Linked DNA regions of Homo sapiens: region 2 is linked to region 1. A link is a loop called in an ENCODE intact Hi-C map of the cell type or tissue named here. Cell type or tissue: psoas muscle. All regions are shown on one strand.

The links. Peaks named below come from ENCODE experiments on the same cell type or tissue, not always from the same donor. Only the 100,000 strongest peaks of a DNase experiment are listed, where the experiment ranks them.
Region 2: a loop joins it to region 1, with 2.3 times the contacts of the local background. A loop is called at or near these places in 2 of 110 quality-filtered maps.

What each region holds. Positions count from the first base shown.
Region 1 is chr3:23,995,072-24,003,071 of GRCh38, reverse strand. No RefSeq gene overlaps it. Among named protein-coding and RNA genes, the nearest start is that of NR1D2, 54 kb to the right of the region's middle. In psoas muscle, a CTCF peak has its summit at 3,931; a DNase peak (open chromatin) is centred at 3,941.
Region 2 is chr3:24,099,084-24,107,083 of GRCh38, reverse strand. It overlaps LINC00691 (long intergenic non-protein coding RNA 691), which reads left to right and starts at 3,837. Exons shown (of 2, transcript NR_026834.1): 1 at 3,837-4,504; 2 at 5,538-7,110. In psoas muscle, no CTCF peak of the experiment used is centred here; no DNase peak of the experiment used is centred here.

The DNA.
Region 1 (8,000 bases):
GAGGCTGAAGATGCTGAGAAACTACAATCTATATCCTCAAGAAGCTTACGGTTCTGTGGAGTCAGGGGGAAAAGGAGGAAGCATAACTCAGCAGATGAAGGAGCCCTTAAGTCAAACTGGTGGAAACCCAGAAAGTGTCCCAAGGGAGATGGTGGCTGAATTGCACCTTAAAAGTCAGGCAAGTAGGAATTAACCAAATGAAGGTATACAGATTGCTACATTCACTCATGGAGTAGTAACTGGTACAGGACATACCCTCCCACTATAAACATCTAGAAAACTGGGCAAAATATATGACATAGTTGGCCCCAGGCAGAGCGGGACTGTGATACCTGAGAGAAGAGAGACAAACAAGGGGAACCCTCTCTACAATTGCCCTAGGTTTCTGCTTGGAGGCCATTCATGGACCTTGGCAGAGGGAAAGGAACCCAGATAGAACCTGGAAGACTCACTGAGTTGAGTAGACAAAGATAGGCATTTGGGGAGTTTGATGGTTAAGTGTTTATGTGTCAACTTTACTGAATTAAGGGATACCCAGGGATCTGGTAAAAACATTGCTGGCTGTTCCTGTGAGGATGATTCCAGAAGAGACAAGCATTAGAATCAGTAGACTGAGTAAAGAAGAGCCACTGAGGTGGGCATCATCCAATCCATTGAGAACCCTGATAGAACAAAAAGATGAAAGAAAGAACGGCAATTCTCTCTCTCTCTCTCTCTCTCTGTGTGTGTGTGTGTGTGTGTGTGTGTCTTTCTCTCTCTCTCTCCTCTCTGTGTGTGTGTGTGTGTGTGTGTCTCTCCTCTCTCTCTCACTGGAACATTCTCCTTCTCCTGCCCTTGGACGTTAGAGCTCCCGGTTCTTGAGCCTTCAGACTCTGGGACTGATACCAATGCCCGCCTCACTCCCAGACTTGGGCTGGGAGTTACCCAGTTGCCTTCTCTGATTCTCAGGCCTTTGGATTCAGACTGAACTATGCTGCTGGCTTTCCTGGTTCTCCAGCTTTCAGGCAGCATATCACGGGACTTCTTGGCCTCCAAAACTGTGTGACCCAATTCCCATAATAAATATACTTTTATATATCTCTGTATATCCTATTGGTTTGGTTTCTCTGGTGAGCCCTGACTAACACAGGGAGGCTAAGGTAGCTGGAATTTATTGGCCAGCGTACCAGAGAGGAGGGAGCTATACAGAGAAAACTTTACAGAAATCTGCGCAAGGTTCTCCTCAAGTGTTTGACTGAATACTAAGCCATACACAGTTAGGGCAAAGCTCCATGAAGCCAAAAAAAAAAAAAAAAAAAAAAAAGACAACTTGACAACTTTCAGGTAGCTCTGAGATGAACATTCTCAGAGCCCATTTAGGGTTGAGAGATGTTTTGATCTCCTCTCGGCCAAAGTAGAGAGGACTCACTGAATACAAGGGCATTCAGAGTGACCCCAGAGTGTCACGCCTTAGTGGTAGAGTAAAAGCTACTCTGGACCAGACCTAACAAGCTGAAAATCAAGCCTAGAGAAAAATCAAGCTGATCTGCAAGTAAGTTTACTGCCCACCGAAACAAACTTCAACACTACTTAGACAACAAAATCCAAACCCTCAACGAAATATCATTCATAATGTCGACATCTAATTTAAAAATTACTAGACATGCAAAGAAGTAGGAAAATCTGATTCAAACCAGGAGAAAAGTTAGTCAATAGAAACAGAATCAGAAATAACAGAGATAATGGAATTACCAAGTGAAGGTGTGTGGGAAGGCAATAGAATTCCAAGCCAAGAGAGTATTGAAATACACAAGCCTTCTGGAGTATGTCCAGTTTCTTTTGGTTGCACTGGTGAGAACAGGTTGCACAGGACAGGCACCCACTACCATCAGATGGGCTGGGTGACATGGGACAAAGGTAGAAGTAGGCTCTTCTGGAGAAACTTGGAAGACTAATGTAGGTCCCGTTAACTGACAAACAGAATGGCTGCCTTCCTCCCACTAAGGTGGTTCAAAGTCCCTGGGACAAGCCAGAATTTGAGTGTTTCTGTCCTAATCATAGTTTTCTCATTTATTTCTAAGATGAACTTGAATTAAATACTTGCATTTCTAAAGAAAGGAAAGGGAGCTGAGCTTTAACGAGCACTCACTATGCACCAGCAACTATACCCAAGCACCCTCAAATTCATTACTTAATCCTTAGACCAGTTCTGAAAGACAGGTACATATCTCTTTAGAAATGGAAACTGGACAACAAATTAAGGAACTTGCTTGTGTCAGTCAAGTAAAGTCAATTTGAACTGAAATCTGTGAAATTCAATGAATCAAACTGTGGTGAACATTTTGAAGTCCTCTTGTGTAGTGCCACCTTTGCAGTCAACATACTTGGGTTTAATTTTCAGCTTAGCCATTAGCTAGCTGTTTGCCTTTCAAAAGTTCCCAACCTCTTCAAGACTCAGTTTCTACATCTGTTGAGTGGGAGAACAAATCATACTTTGTACAGTCATGGGGAAGATTAAGTGAGAAGATTAAGAATGTAAAGAGCCATAGAAGCAAGTATATACCAGGTGTTCAACAAATATCTGCCCACTTGGTCCTCCTCTTCCTCCTCCTCCATTCATTAAATATCTGATTCTGACCATATATAACTGCAGGAGGATGAAAACCAAAGCCATAACCATAACCAAATCAAATAGAAAACTTTTTCTGCAAAAGTATGTCAGTGGTTCTCAAAATCAGATCCCTGGACCAAGAGCATTAGCATCACCCAGAATTTGTTAAAAATGTACATTTTATTACCTCACCCCAGACCCACTAAACCAGAAATTCTGAGAGTGGGACCCAGCAATCTATGTTTTAAGAAAGTTTGGCACCATTGATACACACCAATGTTTCCGAACCACTTGTATGATAGTTCTTTCATTGCATCAATTTAATTCATATATTACATAGACTGTGGCTAGGTCTAAACAATCAATCTAACAATTGCTCATTCTCTTTTGTTTTATAGAGTGCCTTCAGATTAACTTATTCTGATTAAATCTCTCTCCAGGAAAGAGTAAACCAAGTAAAATGGTGTTACATTAAAAACGTTACAGAAAAAAGACTAGCTAAGCTATTTATGTGATACAGAAAGATAAATGTAGAGAAGTTCTTCTTGAGAAAACTATTTTAATGGCCAAGTAGAGAGAGTGAAGCCTAAATTGGAAGCATTATCCCTAATCCCAATAGCAGGTTAGCACAAGTGACCCTTCAAAAATCCAACCATTTTCACAATAAATACTTTTTTCTTTTAATTTAGCTGTTTCTATTCCAATCCCTTTAACTAAAGTTTAATTACTAATTCAGCTGTCCTGTATTCCTGACCTGAAATTTTTGGAAACTATAAGGCAATTTTGATTTAGAAACCAGGCACTTGTCATTAGGTGCAAACGTTTACGTGCTGAAGACCTCAAACTATTGAAAGTTACAAAACAAGAACTGGGTGTGGGTTGGGCAGCTGAAACCAATTATGCAGATTTGGCATCTAAAGAAAATGGTACATCTGAATACTTAGAATGAGTCCCAATTATATTCCAGTTGTTTTCATTTTTTCCAATTGCTGCAACACTCCTCCACATCCCTCTCCCAGGGCGGTACTCCTCCATCCTTGCTTGCAGATGATTTCAATTGTTTTCCATTTTTTTAATCTTCTCTTTTATCTCAGATGCTTTTCCTTCCTTCCTCATTTCATCATTTTTTTAACAAGACAGTCATGCATCTGATGATTCTACAGATGCAGGGATTTTTCTTCCTGTCCTTGAAGTGACAGCTTGTCTTTCCCCTCAAGTGTCTTTGTCGCAATGCCTGATAAACTGTTTATTTTTCCTAACGGCTTTCCTTTTTAGCCTGAAAAACAAACATTAACCAAAAACCTCCTTGTTTCACTAAATTGTCACTTTCAATGCAATCCCTGGTGCTGGAGCGCCGCCTGCTGAGTAAATGAGAATTAGCAGGTCATAGTGCCTTTGGTTTAGCAGCAGAAAAAATAATGGGCCATTTTATCATCAACAGATTCTTCAGAAATGACTGACTGGTGTAACATTCTGGATATTGTTCCTTCCCCAACAATGCTGCTGAAGTCATTGTACATTATTTATAAGAACCCAAAGTATTTTTAAAACTGCTTATTTTAGGCTGGGCGCGGTGGCTCACGCCTATAATCCCAGCACTTTGGGAGGCCGAGGCGGGCGGATCATGAGGTCAGGAGATCGAGACCATCCTGGCTAACACGGTGAAACCCCGTCTCTACTAAAAATACAAAAATATTAGCCGGGCGTGGTGGCGGGCGCCTGTAGTCCCAGCTACTCGGGAGGCTGAGGCAGGAGAATGGCGTGAACCCGGGAGGCAGATTTTGCAGTGAGTGGAGATCAGGCCACTGCACTCCAGCCTGGGTGACAGAGCGAGACTCCATCTCAAAAAAAAAAAAAAAAACCTGCATACTTTAGCACCATCTACTAAAAACTCAGCAAAATGTCCTCCATAGAATAGGTGCTCAATAAAAACTTGTAGATAGCAGTTTATTAATATCATGTGAAAACATTTATCAAACTGTATTTCAGTTGTCTACTTCTCTTTCTCCCTAAAAAACCGTAGGGCTCCTTGAGGGGGAAAAAAACATACACGTTTTTTTAAAAAACCTATATATTGGCCGAGTGTGGTGGCTGACACCTGTAATCTCAGTACTTTGGGAGGCCAAGGCGGGCAGATCACTTGAGGTCAGGAGTTTGAAACCAGCCTGGCCAATATGGTGAAATCCCATCTCTACTAAAAATACAAAAATTAGCCGGGCGTTCTTGCAGGCGCCTGTAATCCCAGCTACTCAGGAGGCTGAAGCAGGAGAATCGCTTGAACCTGGGAGGCAGAGGTTGCAGTGAGCCAAGATTGCACCATAGAACCCCAGCCTGGGCTACAGAGAGAGACTCAGTCTTTAAAACAAAACAAAACAACAACAACAAAAAAGATATATTTCACTGTAGGTATTCAAAATACATTTGAAGAATACTGATTAAATAATTCTAAATATTTAATAGTCATCATCTCTAGCGCCCATTATGTGCTAAGAACTGTTCTAGCTATTCAACAAACATTTTCTCTAATCCTTAAAACCTGCCCGACAATTTTTGGAAAAAGCTCATCAGCTGTAACTTGACGTCCCAGCTGAACGCAAAACCCTCATTTCCAGGGCTTCTCTGTTACTCTGACACATTCTTTGCACCTGGTTTTTCAGAAGCTTACATTTTATTTTTTTTTTGTTTTTGTTTTTTGTTTTTGTTTGTTTGGTTGGTTTTTTTGTTTGTTTGTTTTTTTGAGACACAGTCTCACTCTGTTGCACAGGCTGGAGTGCAGTGACGCGATCTCGGCTCATTGCAAGCTCCACATCCTGGGTTCACAACATTCTCCTTCCTCAGCCTCCCAAGTAGCTGGGACTACAGGTGCCCGCCACCATGCTTGGGTAATTTTCTTGTATTTTTAGTAGAGAAGGGTTTCACCATGTTGTCCAGGCTGGTCTCGAACTCCTAACCTCAGGTTATCTGCCCACCTCGGCCTCCTAAAGTTCTGGGATTACAGGCCTGAGCCAGCGCATCCAGCCCGGAAACTTACATTTTCAACAGTAGCTTGAGACATTTTCCTGTCAGTGGTCCTTACACAAGGTGAGAAATCATGCACTGACAAAAATTACAAACCCAGGTGTAGTAGATGAAAGAAATGGCCGCCAATTCTTTCCCTCCTTGTACCTACACCCTAGTAATGTGACACTGTAACTCCTTCCATCAAGGAGTAAAGTGTTTTTCTCCCCTTCTTGAATCTGGACTGGCCTTGAGATTTTCTTGGGCCTATACCTCAAAAAACCTTGCATGCGTCTGTTCTCATGCATGGAACCCTGAGCTGCCATGAGAATGAGCTAGCATGGGAAAGAGTGAGTGATCACATGGAGAAAGACTGGCCATCTCAGCCGAACCCATGGTCAGTCAACCCAGCCAAACTATCAGCTGACTAGAGACACATGAGCAAGTGCATCCAAGACCATCCAAACTCAACCTGGACCAGAAGCTCTTCCCAGCTTATCCCAGCCCAAATTAAAGAACAACCTTCAGAATCGTTAGCTAAATAAATAGCTATAATGCCATATAAACCAGAAACATCACCTATTATATATTATAGCCTTAAACGGTTAACTTGAATCTAATCAAGACTCAGATCTAACTTCCAGTTCACAGGAAATGTAAGATAAAGGAACAAGCTAACTGATGTTTTGAGGTGAGGCAGGAATACATAAATACACACATAGACACACGCCACACACACACCAATTTACACTCTTACTTTAATGGGTTAAGTTAGCCAAAAGTAGTCTCAAAAAATTTTTAAAAGGATCAAATTCATGTCCCAGAATTGCCCAGAATGTTTACAGTGTTCTGTCAACAGAAGATGTGAAGTTGTATTTTGTGGATCCCATAGAATGTTGAAGTCTAGCCACTTGAGAATCTGTGAAGATTTATCTATATGCAGCCTCTGGATTGATCACTTCCAAGTTAAATCTTTTTTAGGATCATTTTAACAGTCAGTTTCTGAAGCCAGCCGTACAGTCTCTATGATTCACTCAGATCCAGGGAAAATCATCAGACTGACCATTTTTCATCTCAAAATATTTATTCTCATTGGCATAAGAAAGGATTTATTATCAACTTATGCAAGATGCAGATAATAAATCAGCCTTAGGAGTTTGTAGTAGAAATGATTAAATATGGCAGGAGTTTGAGCTCATCTGGTGTCTGGAATGGTTTGGGGTTTTGAAATTCTTTTTAACTACTATTATACAGTTTTAAAACCCGAAACATATTTTCTTAAGGCTTTTTTCCTTCATTTCTAAACCCAAGCGTATGATCAAGGAAAATGGAATCCTTGTGCTATTGAATGTATTTACACTCCATTCAGTTCAGTGCATTACAATGTATGACACTGACATTCTCTTTTGTAGGAGTTATTTCAAGGCCTAAATGATTCTGAAGCTAAAATTTTAGGGAATTTTCTTTCCCAGCCCCTGAAAGAGTCCCAAAATTTGCAAGCCATACTTTTGACTCCTCACCTGGAATATCAGGTTCTTAAAAGTTTTAATATTCATATGATGGAAAGATTAGTGAAACAAGTTCTTCCCCTCTCTCTTTTGTCCTTGACTCTAACTGCTCTGGATAAATAGAACGAAATGGTGTCTTTATGAAGAAACAATCAATACTATCTTGCAAGTCTCTCAGCAACTGAGTGGAATGGGATGACAGTGGAGAATTCCACAGTAAAGAAATAAAGGGCACAGTATGAATACAAGGTGCTACCAGACTCTTCCCAAAGCCCTTTGCAAAATAGTGTCTCCTATTATTGCAGCATCCCCAAGGGGCGGGTGGAGAATTGTTAATGGTACAACTGGAAAAGCTTGTTAATGCAAGCTCAGGAGAGTGCCTTTACCTCCTGAGCTTCTTGGGCTTCCTCTGGAAAGTGACAGGCTACCCTGATCCCAAAAGATGTTATGTGAGTGTTTCTCCTGCACGTCCATCACGGTGCTGGTAGCTGAAGCTCCATGCTTGGGCAAATGAGCTAGTGACACTAGAAAGGAACAGTTTTGAAGACTGACAGTGTCTCAGAGAACTGGCTGTGCAAAAAGGGAAGTGCTTACATTTAAAGATTTTAAAAAAAAAAGATTTTGTGCATTAGCATTAAGTAAAAATAAATTTAAAAGGATAGGTGTGGATAGATTGCATTGTCCATCATTTGTGAAAAGTATCACATCAGATGTTGCTAACATGCAAGTATAAAGGCTTTTCAATCACTTATTTTTCAAATATGAATTAAAGCAGATTAGAAGTTATCCCTACAAAAATGCCACTCTTACCAGCATTTCCTAGATTAGGGAGGAAAGATACTATTACCACCAGAATCCTGGAAATTGTATATTAAGTGTTCCAGTTACTGTAACTGCATAACAAC
Region 2 (8,000 bases), 100 kb before region 1:
CATGAAAGAGGGAATTTGCTTTGTTTACTGCTATATCCCCTGGAAGTATCTGGCACATACCCTCACTCAGTAAGTAATTGTGAAATGAACGAAGAGAAAGAAAGGTCCAGCTGGCCCAAGGTACCAACAACCCTATGCCTACCAACACCCAAAGAGGCCTGGGGGAAAACAGCCTGACCAGCATGGCAGCCCCAATTGTTTCTGCATGCCCACCTTCCCCTTTCTCTTTCACCACCAAACACCCACCCACTTGCACTAAGGAAGAACTATACATGTGCTATTTGCAAGAAAGAAAGGAGGCAACAACCCAGGGTGAAGTGAACTGCATATTGGAAAGCCAGGGACAAGGAGAGAATTCTTGCTCCACCTGAAGTAACCCACCCTCCGGTGAGAATGCAAAAGAACCTCCTGTGAGTCCATGGCCCCAGGATAGCCACAGTGACATGTGAGTGGAGAGACATCCTTCCAGACATTTTTATGTGACTAATACACAGGCATATTAATCACTGTTTCAACCTTCAAAGTAGACCTGGTTCCAGACAAAGATCTCTAGGAGTTCATCCATAAGGAATATAAAATCTCAAAATTAGACCAATAGAAGAGACAGGAATGGGGCGAGTGAAAGGGGTTACACTTCAATGATATTTTCCATAGGCTTTCTGGAAGCTGAGAATTTCCCTGCTCCAAAGCCCACAACCATAATTGTTTTTGATAAGTAATGTATTTAAATAAGTAATGTCAAAGGGGTCACATTTTTTTTTTCATTCTCAGCTTTTATCAGAAACACGGAAGTGCCACAATTTAGCCCTCCATTATCACCATCTTCCTTGGAGACGCTGGAGAACTTAATGAGTTGATCCTTTTGTATGAGCAGAGAGTTCAAATTGAAAGAATTTTTCCAATGAATCACATTAAAATTTATTCCAAATGTCTTTTTACATGTGGACTTTTAAAAAAGAGATTGAGTTTTCCAGAATCAAAATGTATCTTCTTCCTTAATACAGTGATAAATTCCCACTGAAGCTGCCTAGATTATACTTCAATGAAACCAAAAGTCCAGAGAAGCTGCAGAAAAGAGATTGAAGTGACTTTCAATTTAAAGTAATTAGGAGTTCAGAAAAGGCAACCTTTCCGAATGTCAAAGTTCTACAGACTCTTAAGTTTTGAATTTGGAAATTTAAAACACTGTTGTGTTAAGTGGCACTGAGACATTTCACAAATGAACAAATTCTTAATTTTTCTACTCCTTTCTCTCCATCCATTCCTACCACAGGGGCAGATACATAGATGGTTTTTAGAAATATATGTAAATGAGTGGATGAATACATACATATCTTTGCATACCCATCAGAAATCTCAGCACCTTCTGGACATTTTTTAATATTAAGTTTGCATTTGTTATCTTGTGAATCATAATAAAAGACCAATGTGGTATAATTATTTTTCCAAGAGCCCTCCCAGTAGACAGCAACATATGGTAAAAAGATCATGGGCTTCAGAATATAGATACAGATTTGAATCCTGGTCTCACTACCCCTTGTTTCCTTACATTAGATGTTTAACTTTCTTTTACCTCAACTTTCCTGTTTGTGAAATAGGAATAATAATACCTATTTTGTGTTGGGAGAGACAGTTCTCTCCATGGATCTCTCAAACCCATATGCAGCGCGTAGGGTATGCCAAGAATCCAAGGCCCTGTGTACTCTTTACCCAGGCTATTTGTCAGGGTTGTGCTTGCAGTGAGCAACTTGAGGGACAAAGTAATGTCTCCCACCCTGGAACAAAGAACACAACTACTTACTACTTGCTATAAAAGTAGTAGATTCTTCAAGCTCAATGTTCCTTGGCTATGACACAAACCCACTGTGCGTATAGTATACCTCTGGATCTGTGTCAGCTTGCCCTTTGAATCTTAGTAGCAAAGGGAGCTGATGCTGATGCTCTTTGCTGTGATGGTGAGTAATAAAGTTCTTTGTCTCTGACCTAGGAGTCTCAGGTCTTTGGCTAGCATCAGAAATAAGAGACTAATACTCGCTGGAAAATACATTTTAAACATTAATAGGTTAATTTATTAGCTTGTAAGTAGTGTAAAAGAAAACCCCTCACCTGACATTTTACAGAACTGTTGAAAGGCTAGATGCAGTAGCCTAAATAAAACACCTGGCACTGAATAGGCACTAAATAAACACACACACACAATTTTCCTTCAGCATCTCATTTAACTTTCCTTGACTATCTTAGATAAATAGTTCTTGACAAAATCATGATGGTGGCCAGGCATGGTGGTTCACGCCTGTAATCCCAGTACTTTGGGAGTCCGAGGTGGGTGGATCACCTGAGGTCAGGAGTTTGAGACCAGCCTGACCAATATGGTGAAAACCCGTCTCTACTAAAAATACAAAAGTTAGCCTGGCATGGCAGCGTGCACCTGTAGTCCCGGCTACTCGGCAGGCTGAAGCAGGAGAATCGATTGAACCCGGAAGGCGGAGGTTGCAGTGAGCCAAGATTGCGCCACTGCACTCCAGCCTGGGTGACAGAGCAAGACTCTGTCTCAAAAAAAAAAAAAAATTCATGATGGCAGGAAGGTTGCTCCTTCCTTTGCCTTTCCCATATAATATCTCATATCCATCCCACAGGGAGTGGTAAAGTAACCAAATTCTCCTACAAGGGCTTATAGCAGTTACCTCTCTGGAGGTATAAGTGCCTGTAATAGAGGAAAACTGAAGAAGATGCAAGCCATGGGTCTCTAATAATGAAATTTCAAACATTGGGTGAGAGTAGATATTTGGGGGCACATCTATACTCTTCAAACTCAAACACAACTTGCCACATTCATTACCCTTCCATCCCGACACCGGATCCTCTGAAGTTTACTTCACATCAAGGGAGGGGAAGGATGGAAATTTTAGAAACAGAGTTTATGCCAAAATACAAAATCATTTTCTGATAACTGAGACGATCTATGTGATGCAAAAGAATGTAACAAAACAGACTTGTCACTGGATGCTTGTAACCTGGTCTTTACCTCCAAACATACCTAGAAACAAAAAGGTGCCTTGCTCTCTGCATTAGTTTTCTATTTCTGCTATAACAAATCACCACAAACTTGGTGGCTCAAACAACACAAATTTGTTGTCTGACAGTTCTGTAGATCAAAAGTCCAACGCAGGTGTCATTAGGCTAAAATCAAAGTGTCAGCAGGGCTGGTGCCTCTGTGGAAGCCCTAGGACAGAATCTGTCTCCTTGCCTTTTCTAGCTTCTAGAGACTATGCTCATTTCTTAGCTCCTGGTCCCTTTTCCCCATTCCTGGCAGGTCAAGCTCTTCTGACACTGCCATCTCTCTGGTTTGCCATAGCCAGAAAAGATTCTCAGCTTTTAAGAACTCCTTTGATGACATTGGGCCCACTGGGATAATCTAGGATAAGCTCCCAATCTCAAGGTCCTTAACCTTAATCACATCTGCAAAGACCCTTTTGCCAGATAAGGTAATATTCACATGTTGGGAAGCGGGGGATGATTAAGATGTAGAATAATTAGGACTAATTGGGACTTGGAGGGGCATTCTTCTGCTGACCACACTTGGCTTCTAGAAGCCTCCTGAGATTGACTCATTCCCAAAGATGTTCAACTTGACCATTTCTCAAGAGCATTAAAATGGCTCTAAAGGTAAAACATTTCTACCGTGGTGAGGCAAATGAACAGTGCCCAGTGATAGGGCATCTTTAATTTTTGTTTTAATTTCTATACATTACCAGAAAAAAATAATTACAGGAATGTTTCTGAGATTCTAAGGGAAGCCACTCAGTGCCAGTAACCATGGTGATGGAAATTCTGAGAAGAATGTTAACTTCCATTATGTGAGAGCAGATGAAACCAAAGCCTTGGGCCCACACAGCAAACCTTTGGGTAGCAACGAGTTCTAGAAAAATGGAGCCTAAGGAGTCCAGATTGTTTTTCCTTGAAATACCAAGCAAGTCTAAAATGATTACTACCCATGAGATATATTTTTAATGATGTTAGGTTTGGGGGTGTGTTAGATTGTTTTGCATTGCTATAAATGAATACCTGAGGCTGAGTAATTTGTAAAGAAAAGAGGTTTATTTGGCTCACATTTCTGCCTGGCAGTGGCTATAGTTGGCTTCTAGTGAGGCTTCAGGAAGCTTTTACTCATGGTAGAAGGCAAGGGGGGGGCAGGCATGTCACATAGCAAGAGGAGGAGTGAGAGAGAGAAGGAGGTGCCAGGCTCCTTTAAATTGTAAACTAACAGCAAGAACTCACTCATTCCCATGAGGAAGGGACCAGGCCATTCATGAGGGATCCTCCCTCATGACCCAAACACCCCCGACTAGGCCCTACCTCCAATTCTGAGGATCACATTCCAACATAAGATTCAGAGAGTGAAAACATTCAAAGTCTACCAGGAGGTGATTAAAGTGATATGACAATGTGAGGTATATGTTACCTGGAAGGTAGTAGGAGCAGATGGTGGGAAGAAGAAAAGTGTGTAAGTACCTTGGAGATAACACTCACAGGAAAATCTATTCATTCAAAAATATTTATTGAGCACCTCTGTATGAAAAAAGGCACTGTGTTAGGTGCTGTAGGCTTGAGGATAAATTAATCAAGAAGCCTATCCTGAGGGAATTTGCACTGTAATATTGGAGATAAGAAACAAATCATTCTTTGAGCATAGGAGATGAAGAGAGCTCTCTAGAGCAGTGCTTCTCAAACTTTGTTGCCCACGTGTCTTGTTAAAATGCAGATTCAGTAGGTCCAGGGTAAGGCCTGAGATTCTACGTCTTTAACAAGCTCCCAAACAATGATAGTGCCAGTGCTGCCAGTCGCAGGACCATGCTTTCAGTGGCAAAAATCTAGAGCAGCATTTCTTATACCTCACTGTGCTTGAGAATCACCTGGGGAAACTTCACAAACAAAAGATGCCCAAGGCTCCTCCCACATATTTCAGTTATAATGAGCTACAGTGAGACTCTGGCAACAGTATGTTGTGAAAGCTCCCATTATGATTTTAATATGCAGCTAAAGACTGAGTACTGTTAACACAAAGCATTACAGCTGTTGAAAAATCTTGGGTGTTTGTTCTTAAAATGTGGGCCCCAGACCCACAACATGAGTAATTGCAGGGAAACTGGTCAGAAATGTAAATTCCTGGGCCCTGCCCCAGGCCTACTGAATCAGAAACTGGGGTGGGGCAAAAAAAAAAAAAAAGTGTTTGAACACTTTCCAGATGATTCCAATGTGCAATCAAGTTTGAGACCCACCAATCTAGGGCAGCTGTTCCACACAGAGATGCACATTCGAATCAGCTGGAGTGTTTCAAACACACAGCTGTCCTCGCCTCACTCTAGTTCCTGAAGCAATTGGTCTGCAGTGGAGTCCTGACTTGGATATTATTGAAAACATCCACAGATAGCTCAGATGTGGCCCCAGACCAAGAACCACTGATGGAGGGTGTTGCCCAGCAAAATTATCCCCTTCTCTTCTCATTCATTTATTCATTTGTTCCACACATTTCACAGAGCAACTACCCAGTCCTCTGCATGAAAGAGCCCTCCCTCAAGAGCTTGGAAGCAACACAAAATGGGGAGTAGACCAGGTCTACTATCAGCACAGAGATAAGAGACTCTGAACAGAGAAGACGGATCCAAGGGGGACAGCCTGGAGTCGGGGGACCCAGCTGGAGGCCAGCACAGTTGCCTGGGCGAGAGGTGAGCCCTCCCTCCTGGAGAGGTGAGCCCTTCAGAGGAAGAGATGAGAAACGGAAACCCCTGACTCATTACCATCGGCCTTGGCTTGCTGTTCCATTGGCAGCCCTTTCTACCTGTGATCAACACATGCCTATCTAGCAGCATACTAACTCTGTCTCTCATTCTAGAGCACGCATCCGCCCAGAGTTAATAAGTTTTAGAATGTCGGCGTCCTGTCATTGCATCATCCACAGATTCAGTGACCAGAGAGGAAGAAACACAGGGAAGCTTTATATTAATAAAGGTCTTGCGTTGAATATTCCTAAGCAACTGTCAAAAGTAAGCAGTTCGTATGCTTCTTTTCTGGTGACAATAATAGACTGGGCCCCATCCCTTCCCAGAGCTCCCGATAAGCAACTGGATCCAGTCTCCACTCCAGAACCTGAATGGACTTTTTGCTCAATACAGCTACTGCTGGCCAGTCAGCTTCATGGGACATGTGCCAAGAGGTCTTCCATTCCATCTTGAGTAAACAAATTAGAGTCCTAGCAAAAACTCTTCCCATGAGCCCTTTAACTGACCTAAATTCAACATATGTCATAATCTAGGAGGAAGCACCAAAATGGAAAACTACTTTAATTCACAGAAGCTAAAGGAGCAATTGTAATGTAAGTGGTTTCTACAAAGTATATATGCAGGATCAGCAAGCATGGGAAACGCACACCAGCCCCTGCAGGGATTCTGGGCTACGAGTGCATGAAGGCAGAGTCGAGACTGTGGATTCTGGAAGAAGAATCCCCTTGAGAGAGCATCTGATTCAAAATTCATCCATATATGACTTAAAAGCCACCCAGGTTGTCATATCATCTGTAATGATTATTCACTAGAGCCAAGAGTGTTTATATTCTGAAGATCAGAACAAGATTCCCAACAAAACAGTAAGGGAGCATTTCAGGGAGCAGTGGGAATATGTGTGGGATGAAGCCAAATTATAAAGTCATTATTAGGGTGGGTATGGTGGCTCACACCTGTAATCCCAACACTTTGGAAGGCCAAGGCAAGAAGAGCACATGAGCCCAGGAGTTCAAGTTCAGCCAGAGCAACCCTCAGGCTGAGGCAGGAGGGTCACTTGACCCAGGGAGGTCGATGCTGCAGTGAGCTATGGTAGCACCACTGCACTTCAGCCTGGACAACAGAGTGAGACCCTGTCTCAAAAAAAAAAAAAAAAAAGTCATTACTTTAAAGGGCTTCCAAAGTCTATATAGAATGAACTGCCAGCAGCCCAAGGAACTATAAATGGAGCTCCATGTATTTATGCAAATGTTGAGGGCATATATTCATTTCAAAGAGTGTTTGGTTCCTGCTGTATTATCAATGCCTGTCAGTAAAACATAATGTTTAACACTATCTGGGTTTGAGTCCTGATTGCTACTAATTGACATGAGACCCTATGCAAGGTCCTCACTTTTCTCATCTATAAAATGCGAATAATAATAACAGTAACATCTACATCCTAAAGATTTTTGAGGCCGGGCATGGTGGCTCACTCCTGTAATCCCAGCACTTTGGGAGGCTGAGGCAGGTACATCACCTGAGGTCAGGAGTTCAAGATCAGCCTGGCCAACATGGCAAAACCCCATCTCTACTAAAAATACCAAAGTCAGCTGGGCGTGGGGGTGGGCACCTGTAGTCCCAGCTACAGGCTGAGGCAGGAGAATCGCTTGAACCTAGGAGGCGTAGGTTGCAGTGAGCCGAGACCGCACCACTGCACTCCAGCCTGGGTGACAGAGCGAGACTCAGTATTAAAAAAAAAAGATTATTGAGACAATGTATTAATATATAAGGTTATTAATACTGTATTGGGCATATTATAAGTACTCAATAAACTATGTCTAATACTATGATCCTTTCCAGGAAACTAAGGTTCTCAGCATGTCCATGGAGGCGGATTACATGGATCAGGGTAATAATATAATCCCAGCTACTTGGGAGGCTGAGGCAGGAGGTTTGCTTGAGCCCAGGAGCTGGAGGCTGCAGTGAGCTATGATTGTGCCACTGCACTCCAGCCTGGGCAACAGGAAGAGACACTGTCTGGAAAAAAAAAAAAGAAAAGGAAGGAAGGAAGGAGAAGGGAAGGGAAGGAAGGGAGAAAGAAGCATTGAGAGATGAAATCATCATTAAATAAGCATAGTAAACAGTAAATTAAAGAACAAAAATTCAACAATTCTGAATTATATGCCCCAAACAACAGATGAACATAACACATGCAGTTAAATGAATATCTGAAATTCAAGA